2 separate regions of the Homo sapiens genome follow, and region 2 is linked to region 1. The links are chromatin loops, found by intact Hi-C in ENCODE. Cell type or tissue: MCF 10A. All regions are shown on one strand. Links, peaks and the distances in the headings refer to the core of each region. The heading gives the core; the rest is flanking DNA.

Evidence for each region. Hi-C counts contacts between places; a loop is a spot of excess contacts. Peaks named below come from ENCODE experiments on the same cell type or tissue, not always from the same donor. Only the 100,000 strongest peaks of a DNase experiment are listed, where the experiment ranks them.
Region 2: it touches region 1 in a loop (9-fold over the local background); 10 of 110 quality-filtered maps call a loop at or near these places.

The regions. Positions count from the first base shown.
Region 1 is chr12:71,011,342-71,016,733 of GRCh38, reverse strand. No RefSeq gene overlaps it. Among named protein-coding and RNA genes, the nearest start is that of PTPRR, 93 kb to the right of the region's middle. In MCF 10A, for the core only: a CTCF peak has its summit at 2,335; a DNase peak (open chromatin) is centred at 2,363.
Region 2 is chr12:70,850,728-70,856,119 of GRCh38, reverse strand. All of the region lies in intron 2 of PTPRR (protein tyrosine phosphatase receptor type R), which reads left to right. Among named protein-coding and RNA genes, the nearest start is that of PTPRR, 67 kb to the left of the region's middle. In MCF 10A, for the core only: no CTCF peak of the experiment used is centred there; a DNase peak (open chromatin) is centred at 2,579.

The DNA.
Region 1 (5,392 bases), core at 281-5,280:
TCTTTTTCTTTTGTTTTGGGCTATTTTCTCAATGTGGTTGCATTACTCATAATTTCATGTGTCTGGGATACTAGGGGCTGAGGTTCCAGGAACAGCATACAGGTGAGTCTAGATTGACTTGATTGACCTGTGGGTTTAAAAGTGGGATAAAAAGTAAGATAGGAAGTTAGCATTGAGTGATGAAAACTGAGTCAAGATCCAAGGACAAAATGCAAACGAAATAGCAGTGTAAAGACAGGGAGGCAGAGACCTGGTATAAAACACTGAGACAGAAAACAAAATAAGTGGCTTTGGAATGGAAAAAACGGGGTTGAGTCTTGAATCTGAGACACTATAGGAAATTACTAAATGTACTGGGCAATTTAGACAAGAGGAGAAACTGGGTTAAACAAGAAATCCTGCCTGTTGCTGAAGTTTATGCTGGAGGGCCTGGGACAGGGCCGTGTGGTTTCTGTCAGAAGTCCTTCTTGAGACAATGTCTATAGCTCAGGTTGGCTATCAGGGTTGCCTCAATACTACTGAACACAGACAGGAATGTGCCTACTTACATTTATTTTGGAAATTGCTAAATTGTTTCCTTCCTTTGGATGATTCTACAGGTGTTTTAATAAAAAGAGGAAAAGAATTCTTAGGAGTTTTGATTCACTCCACCATTTTCTGTCAATTCTCAAATTTTACTCAATGGTGTATTTCTTTGTAAGTCACAGAAGAAATGTGAACAGAAAACATAAATTCCTATTGCTGTGTATAATATGCTACAAATATACTTCCCCTACAACCACTCCTAGAACAGACTAGAATATTAATTTGAGACATCTAGCTTTCACAGATCTAGACTGTTTGCAGAAGATGGCTAACAAAAGTATCAGTTGCCCAAGCAACTTATGGAAGCAGAAGGAAGTAGAATAAAACTATTAGATCACTTTGGACTTTCCAAAGGCATAAAACAATAATCTTTTAAAGATATAACTGGTAAACTTTGATATTAAATTTCTAGCGCTGGTGCCATTTAAAGACTGGACATTTAAATGAAACATATTTTTCAGGGAACTTTAGAAAAGCTAATATGTTAGGGAAGAAGTATTAAGACAAGAGTCAAGAAAGCTTTCAACAGAATATGCTTAACTGGGCCAAAAAAATTGCTGTCTAGCCCCACCCTCAATCAGCACAGGAGACAACCTCAGGGACTTATAAGAAATACAGAACATTAAATCAGCACCTCTTGGACTTCAGAAAAAAGTCTTCCAAAGTCGGAGCCTGATTTTCATTCCACAGTGCCCCATTTAAGTTCTATTTTACACTGAAATTTAAAATTACATCAACAGAGTTGGTACACAATGTATGATAGATAGCCACTGAATACACACAAAAACAAGTCATAGGCCAACGAGAAGTTAGATTAGAAGTTTTGTAGTTAGTATACACCAACTAATCTTTCTAAGAATGGAGGAATACTTCCCTTATTTCATTCACAAATCTTTCTTTCAGAACTTGCTCCCACTTGGGGACCATTTTCCCTAGCACTCATCTATTGATCCAGCCATCTGTCTGTCCATCCATCCAATAGCTTTCAAGAATGTAGTATGTGCCAGTCCTTCTGTGTGTGGCTGGCATACAATGAAGAATAAGAATAAGACAGACTCTCTTCTTAACCGTAACTTCTGAAATGTAGCCTCTTTCACCTCCCCAGATTCTCAGCTCCTTTCCCTCAGCACAGGGAGCTCTCTGAGCTTTCTGTGTTCTCCCTCCTTGTACTGCATGCTGTAAACCCTCTCAAGGCAGTGAGGTGATAATCACCGTTTCCCCTCCCTCAATGATCACTGTCCTTATCATCTAATTCCAGTATCTCAAAAACTATTGTTTCATATATTTCACCTGCATTATTTTGGTTGTTTTCCTCGAGAAGGTAAATTCAGACCCTGTTAATTTATTTGGGTTGAAGCAGATGTCCACTATTGAGTTTTGAGAGTTCTTTATGTATTTTGGAAATGAGTCTTTTGTCATACACATGATTTGCAAATATATTCCCCAACCTACAGTTTATCATTTTATTCTCTTGACTGTGTCTTGGGTAGAGAAAAAGTTTTAATTTTGATGTTCAATTTGATGCTATATCTAAGCATCCCAACCTCAGGTTGATGCTTCCCAACCTCAGGTCAGAAACATTTTCTCCTTTATGTTTGCTACTGTTCAAGTATTGTTTGTTTCATTCTGTTTCAATTGTGTGCATGGGAAAAATTATCTTTGTTACTGAATTGTGATAACTACCTTAAACCAGGCATCCATTCTGAGCTATATTCCTTAGGGATTTTAACACACCTGTAATTATCTGAGTCTCCACTGGATGTCAATACTGCTTAAGGAAAAGCAGTTCAGACGTCATCTTGGGTGTACAAAACAATACATGCTTTTAAGACGCATTAGGGTGGAATAGTTAGAAAGGAGCCTAGAAAAAGTGAAATAGACAAGCAGGAATATCTGTCCTTTGGTCCAGTAATAAATGTCAGACAGAGTGTTGGCTTACAGTTCTGAAATTCATAGCAGTGTTGAACCCCAAAGTTGGAAGCCTGAATTCTGTTTTTCATTCTACTTTGGCTTTTTAGTTCCTGACATAACGAAATGAAACCACATTTTTGGTAGAATTATTTACCTAATTTTCACAAGGTATTTTACTCAACTAGAATTAGAGGGTCAATCATGATTTCAATTCGTATTTCATGCGTTCTGTTCACTTTCCAAACATGTACAAATTGCAACCATTATGAGGTAGAAAAGGATGACTTTGGTAAGAAAATTGCCAGGGCCATTTTGGTCATGGCCAAGGATCTCACTGAAGGCATCAATATAGAACAGGGTCCAAAGAGTACAGTGACCTTTGATCATACTTCTGAGCAGATTTCATTTCTAGGAAGAGCTAGTCTATTCCAGGACTGAAATAAGATAAAAAAATGTGGATTTATATTTTTTTTTTCCTTCTCTTAATACTATGCACAAAATTGCAATTTGCGGCTTACAAGCTTTAAGAATTGGATTCTAGACATATTTTTTAGTTTTCTCATTTTGAAGCCAGTAATCACATATCTTATTGTTATGGTTTTATAAAACCATGTCTTTCTATCAGATGACTAATTTTGAAAGAATATACAATATTACTATATTCTGAAGGTGGGACACGGACATGGGACTGATCAGGTCTATTAGTGAGGAAGTATCAGTGCTTATTTTATGAAACATCTTAAATGTGCTATATAAATGTAGTCAACAAGGCTGTCAACACAACATAAAAGCGAGTTTATGCTCATCATTGACTGAGTAGCATTGCGCTAGATGACTAATATTAAAAATAGCGAATAAATCATATTTAAAGCCGATGAAATTTTTGAGTGCACAATTAAAAAATGTCCTAACATTTGGAAAAAGATACCCAAAATAAAGTTTAAATATGGGAATAATCTGAACAAGCAGAATTATCTCTTAGAAGTAAGGCTCTGTTTTAATAAATATTTTGTATTCAGGTATTGGTGAAGGTTTTTAGCTCCAAGGGCTGTGAATTTTCCATTACGAGTTTCCTGTGGGAGGTTAACATTCCTATGTAGCTAAATAGCCCACAAACCTAATATTTGAATTGTAGTTAGCGGGCTGCTCTACAAATGTGTGCCACTAACATCTCATGATTCTTGCATTCAGCTCTATATGGTTGATAGAGTTTAACCACATTGAGTTTTAATATTTCATATAGTGACAAGATTCTGTTTTAGCATGCATAATTTTTTGCCTATTTCCCCACAGTGTATAACATGTCAGATTATTGTAGTTTTATATATATATATAAAATATATATACATGCATGCTTTGGCAACTGACTGAAAGCTTTTCACTTATTCATCCCCTGGGCAGTAAGGTTTGTAAGAAGTGTAAAAATTAACATTTTCTGGGAGGCCAAGGCAGGCAGATCACGAGGTCAAGAGATTGAGACCATCCTGGCTAACATAGTGAAACCCCGTCTCTACTAAAAATACAAAAAAAAAAAAAAAATTAGCCGGTTGTGGTGGCGGGCGCCTGTAGTCCCAGCTACTTGGGAGGCTGAGGCAGGAGAATGGCGTGAACCTGGGAGGTGGAGCTTACAGTGAGCTGAGATCGCGCCACTGCACTCTAGCCTGGGTGACAGAGTGAGACTCCATCTCAAAAAAAAAAAAAATTAAATTAAAAAAATTTTTTATCCATCAAATTTTCTCAAAGTAAACCTAGATTGTCTGCTTGTAACTCGTGGGTTGCATTTTCCTGTAGGCTGCTGGCATAAGAAACAAAAAATTATGAAGGTGTAAATAATACTTCATCATGGCTGAAAATTTTGTTCCAGGTGTGGTATTGGCAAAAAGCTAAAAATATTAGATTGATTTCCTATAAGTTCAGAGCCATAATTTTTGTATTCTTCATTTTAACACCAAATATACCCCTACTGGTTTTTTTCCTCTTTTGACATGATATTGTGTTATGATCACATCTTTTGAATTTCTCATTAAGTCATTCTCTGAGTTGTCTTTATCAAACTAGAAGCATTTCAAATCTGGAAGGCTGCTTAAAATCCTTTGGATGACCACTTTATTACTTAAGGGTGAAATACAATTCTACCAAAATGGAATATTGGATGTGCTGTATTAGAATAAAAACAAAACAACACAGACCCTTAAACAGGAATCATTAGTTCCAGTGTGTCAGCTTACATCTCTCTAAGATAGTAATTTTTCCATTTTCAAATTAAACCAAGTTCTAACTCATGTGGAATAATAAGTCTTTCCTATGATTTTCATTTGTTTAGAGAATGAATAAACTTTGGATTATTTGGATTAATGCTTTGATGTTTTATAATAAAAACTTGTTCCTAGAAAGGAAATCAGCAATGGTCAGACAACTATCTCTCAATGAAAATAAGTAAATGGAAAAGAAAATAAAACACAATTTAAAAACAAATATTTTCTCAAGTATTACTTGCTGCCCAAGATTAAATTTCACATAAACTTGTTCATTGATGGCATTTTGTTAGATGACTTGGAAATGCTAATTTAAGAATAGAGTTCACCGTTGAATTCCTTTGAGTATAAGGTGTAAAGACAAAAATTTCTTTGTTTTAATTTCAATAGCCTTGGTAAACTCCGAAGTCTAGAATTTGGAAATCCATGGCCTTAGACTCCAGTGGACCACTCAATAGAATAGCTGAGTCACTATCTGTCCCTAGTGTGATGCCAGCTGATAGTACATGTCCAATAAGTCAGTCATGTTTATTGAATGAGTCAGTTTGTGGATGCAGTGCATTAATATGCAGCATAACTCAGGACTCTTCCAGGGTGACAGAGTAGATTTGGGAGGAAATCGCAAAAATAAAGCAGCAAGA
Region 2 (5,392 bases), core at 130-5,129, 160 kb after region 1:
TGAGTGAGTGAATTGAGTCCTGAAGATTTTTTTTTAATTTAAAGTTAGTATATCTTCTAAGTTATTCTAAAACAGTCCTTGAAGAGATATAGGAGGAAAAAAATATTGTGGAGTAAAAAAATGCTGTGGGTTTTGGGTGACAATTTTCTTCTATTTACTAAAGTGCACAGATTTCATTCCATTAGGAGCAACTTCAGAAGATTGTCTCCAACTACCTATAATAGCTTCAATTGTATCGCAAATTCCCAGTGTAAATAGGGCATGGGGATGTTGCAAAACATTGTTGTTATATGCAGGTTTTCAAGCAGTGCTTTGTTGTTTAAATGCAATTTGGCCTAAAAGCCTTAAAAACGAATAACTTTTCTTCACATAGTATGCTAAAGTTTCTGAACAGTTTTCACATGCCATTTTTATTCAGTATTCAAAGTATCTCAGTGAGGTAGTCAGAACAAAAATGATCATCTTTTTATATATGGCATAGGTCTAAGAAGCTAGGAAGCTTGCTCAAGGTTGGCAGTTTCTGTGTGGTGATCCTGGAGCTGGAATTTAGGACTTCTGGCTGCTAAACTCATTTCTTCTTTCTATCCTTGTAGCCTCCTTGGTATTTCTATGTACAGGACAAGTACAGCTCAGTTTGCATTCCTACAATGCTGCTCTTGGCCCTAGTCAGTCTCAAGACCATGGATGTTGTGGGAGTTCTTCATTTCCCAAGTGCTTTTCCTTAACAGGCTTCCCTGCTGCCCTAGCTGAGGCTGGAGCTGCCAGCTCTGGTTATTGACACCAGCAAATCCTTTCACTCACCCCATATGATAACTATTCCTTTTGGGTTTATGTCTAAGCTTCAATTCTGCATGGTTCCGTCTTCTTGGATGTAAAACATCCATCGCAGTAATTTTCTTAAAAAACAAGGATAAACTGAAATTCCTTAATTCTGCAAAGAGAGCTAGAATATTTATTGTACCATTCATGGAAGAATTCTCCTAGCCCACATTTCTCTGCACCAGACTAAATTCAGCAGCAGATGTGTTTGGTTTGGATTTCACAGTGCTTTAAAAAGCACTTAGAATTTGGAAGACTTTAGGCAAACTATGCACTCTTCAAATTGCTGTGGACCCTATTATGTCATTTGTTTACATTTCTGACCCTAGAAGATATTTGAGTTTGCAACCCCTGCCTGCCGATATTAATATACCACATTGGGTAAAAATAGCAGCTAATATTTATCAAGCATCTTCTATGTACCAAGCACTGTCTTCAACATTTTACAAATGTTAGTACATTTAACCCTCACAACAAACGCTTAACAGGTAAACAACTCTTCCTAGTAAGTACTATTTCATTGTTCCCAAATGAGGAAATCAAAGGACTGAGAATTAAGGACATTGCCCAGTCACACAGTTTGTGGATGGCAGAGCTAGATTCAGACCCAGGCTGTCTAGATCCAGAGCCAGCCTCTACCCTCTGGTGCCTGGATGCAATTTCAACTTTTGTGTGATCCATGAAAGGAAACAGAAAATAGATCATTAGCATCAGAGGAGGTCAAAGAATAGTTTTTCTAAATGAAAAGAGAGCTAAGGAGCCTTGGAGTAAATGAACTGAGAATGCCATGTTTGCATGTGCAACACTAAGCATACACCTCTTTGGACACAGAAGACTCTGAGAGCCTTATGAAGATGTGCCTACTGCTTCAGTCACAAAGTTGAAAAGGGCACATGGCATAGAGTGACCTCATGAAGTCGACTGAATGCAGTGTGTCTCGTTGTGGTGCTTTGATTTTGCAAAAATGTAAATTAGTACATTGGCAGGAACAGCTGGCTTTGCTCTGCGTTTTCCTTCTTAGAAATTTTGCTCTTCTTTGCCAGCCCTTAATATTGCTCAGTGACACACAGAAGTTGAATGTGATTCCCAAAAAACTCTTAGCATTCAAACTAGGGGACTGTTGGTGGTCATGGAAAGAAAAGGGGAGAGAAAGTTATCCTTTCTTCAATATATGCCTTTGAAATAATTAGGTTATTCCTTGCTGGCATGCAATTTTAGAATGGGAAAGAAGGGACATGATTTGGATGTTTGTAAGTGTTAAGGTTTGATAGAACACTATTCTAAATCTGGTAATAATGATAATAATGATGATATTGTAGCTACTTGATTCTCAGAGATTTGTTGTTGAGTCACAAACACACATCTACGACCTTTTCTGTATGTCCCACTTTTTGATGTACAGTAAGAGTAAGGTAGAAACAACTCGCCACTTGGCATTTAATCTCCTTATCTTTCCCACTTATTGATCTATAGTAAGTTTTTTCACAAACATATGTGACCAGTGTTTTTCATTTTGCGGGAGGCGGAGCGGGGACATGGCTGGCTGACTTGGGTCCTATAGCAAAGCTTGGGGCCCTAGAGCTGCCAGAGCCAAGTAAGAAGTAGTGACCAGAGATGGGTCCATGTCCTGGGATAGGCACAATAGGACCCCAGGGCTTGGTACAAGAAGCAAAAGCATATTTGCGGTCAGGCCAATGTTACATATCAAGTCCGAGACCAAGATTGAGCAATATTGAGTGGAAAGGCCAGAAACCACAGAAAATCCAAAGGAAGACAACATATGGTTGGGCAAGGGCCAAAGGCAGTATTGCTTAATAACCATTAAGCAATGTCCATTAAGCAAATGTCCATGCTTTGGAGTCAAATTTGGATTTCTATTTTTCTTCATATTAGTTGTGCGACCTTATGTAGTTTTAATGCAGAATGTGTAATGGTCAAGTACTGGATTCTGCAATCTAGCTGTTTACATTTGAATCCTGTTTTCCCACTACCAGCCATGTGATGACATGAACAGATTATTTAATTATTAGATGCCGTAAGGCTGGTAATTATAGCAGAACCTTTCTTAAAATGTGGATGTAAGGATGGAGAGAATTAATATATGAGAAGCCCTTAGCACAGTAATTGCACAGAGTAAACACAAATAATTATTCTCCTCATTATTATAATGATAATCTCTTTTGTGTTCCTGTTTCTCCTCCATAAAATAAAAGTCCTAACACTTGCCTCAGAGGATTGTAGTGAGGAATAAATGAGATAAAGTGTGGCGGCCCCTGGCCCGTGAACGGTAGTCATGATTATTGTAAGGAACATAAGATAGAAATTTGCCACGGTAATCTCCCATGAGGACAGAACTTCTTTTGAAAGCCCCAAGATCCTGCCCGTAAATCATAAGGCATGCACACCAAGCCCAGTGTCTGACAGCAGCTCCTTTCCTGCCTGTCTCATCATGTTAAACGCAATATCAGAAAATTAAAGAATAGAAGGGGGGAGAAAATGTAAAGTCCTCAATATGAGCAAGTATGTAGAAGTCCAAAAAAAGTAAATAATTTGCACAATGTCACACTGCTAGTTTGTTACAAAGGTGATCCTTGAACTCAATTACTTGAACTCCTTTTCTGTTGTCTATTCCACTATTCCACACTAATACTGCCTCTTCTAAATTCTCACAATCCATCTGGTGGCTCCTCAGGGGCTGATTTAAGCTCCATGAAGGGGCTTAGCTTAACATCAGTAGAGAATCAGCCTCTCCTGAGAAGGGATTCGATTGCTGTTTGCTCAGTGCTGATTACTTTGATAATAATCAGGGTATAAAAAGAAGTAATACAGTATTAATCAGGAAAACAGCATGCTACCACTGCAGAAACTAGGTCATAGTTGCAGTTAACTATGCCATTTGTAATGCAATTTAATGTCAATTTTCTCTTAGATATTTTTCTTTTGTAATCTTTTCTTATTTTTTAATTTCTTTCATATAGCATGCAAAGCCAGTTGAGTTGACATTGGTGTTTAATTTAACAATTGTTGAATGAATAATTTGAATAATTGATTTGTCCCTGATTCATTTTTCCAACCCTTTACATCTTCCTAGTTCTCGTATTTGCCAAGTGACTTTGGATTTTGACTTGAAAAAAATTTTTAAAGCATCTGGTCTCATCAGGTAAATTTCATTTCCTGCACACCCTTCAGCTCCCTTCCCTTCACCCACTCATGCACTCATACACTGTCTGCCTTCCTTCCAGGGCATTCTGTCTTTCATCGAAGGATTTAGTACCACAGCTAACTTTAAAGCCTAAACATGAGTAGTTTTCCCAGAACCATGGTACTGAAACCTCATGATTAGATACAAAATATTTGAAAAAATAATGAAAAGAAAGTAAAAAAGAGAATTGAAAAAAATGAAATTGTTAATGTATGAAAACATTTAATTCTGCCAGCTGGCTTTTTCTTTCTTGTCTATTCTGCACATAATTCCAGCGTGTACTTCTTTTCACATTTCAATATCTCTGACATCAGGATACATCTAAACATCAATGGCTTCTTGCATTTACAATAGGCATTTTTTATTAGAGTCATATAGAAAATAGATCATTTTATAATGGAGTATGTCTTCAATATGATGAACTGTGATGATAGAAATACTAGCAAGTATTGTGTGCCATTCATTTTCATAAATGCCTTATACATGTTAACTTCTTTAACCTTCACAAAACACCTACAGAGTGGATTCTCTTATTCTCTCTGTTTTCAGATTGCAGAAACAAGGAGAGATAGGCAGTGAAAGAGGTTGCCATATCTAGTAAGAAAGTGCCATATCTAGTAAGTAATGGGGTCAGGATATGAACCCAGACTCCTTCCCTAGGCTGTGCTCTTAACCTCTACCCAAAACGTTTTTCTGATTTTTCCATATAGGACTTTGGACACTTTTCCCATCTCTTGGTTTGTCTTTTAGAATATTCCATCATCTTCTGTGAAGACATTGGAATATGGATTCTCATTCTCACTTATTTTTGTCTGTGTGTCTGGGTATTTTACCAGAGGGTCATTATTAGAGTCAGGATAAATGCAATATTTAAGAGACCTATCTCTGAAATCAGAAACTAACTGGGTCCAAATTCTGGCTTTGACTCTTACTAGCCCTGTCACTTTGGGCAAATTACCTAACGTTAGTTTTCTTTTTTAAAAAATAAGTATTTTTTTAAGTTTACCTCATAGGGTTATCATGAGAATTAAATCAAATGACTTATGTATAACATATTTAGAACAATACCTAAATATAATGAATACCCAACAAATGTTGGCTTATTTATGAAATCATAGTATATGAGACTGAAGTAAAAGGGAAGAGAATGAGGAAAAAAAAACAGGAGAAACACTCAGAAGAGTTAGCAATTTATTAACTCATTCATGTATTCAACAAAAGATGTACTGAGGTTGTATTGTGTGCAAAGCAATGTAGGGACAGCATCTTCCTTATAGCTAGGTCTGAAGAAGAAAAGGAACTTGCAAAATGCTTCTGTTTTCTGCATTGGGCCTGGCACTGAGTAAAATGCGAGAGTGAAAGGTACATCAA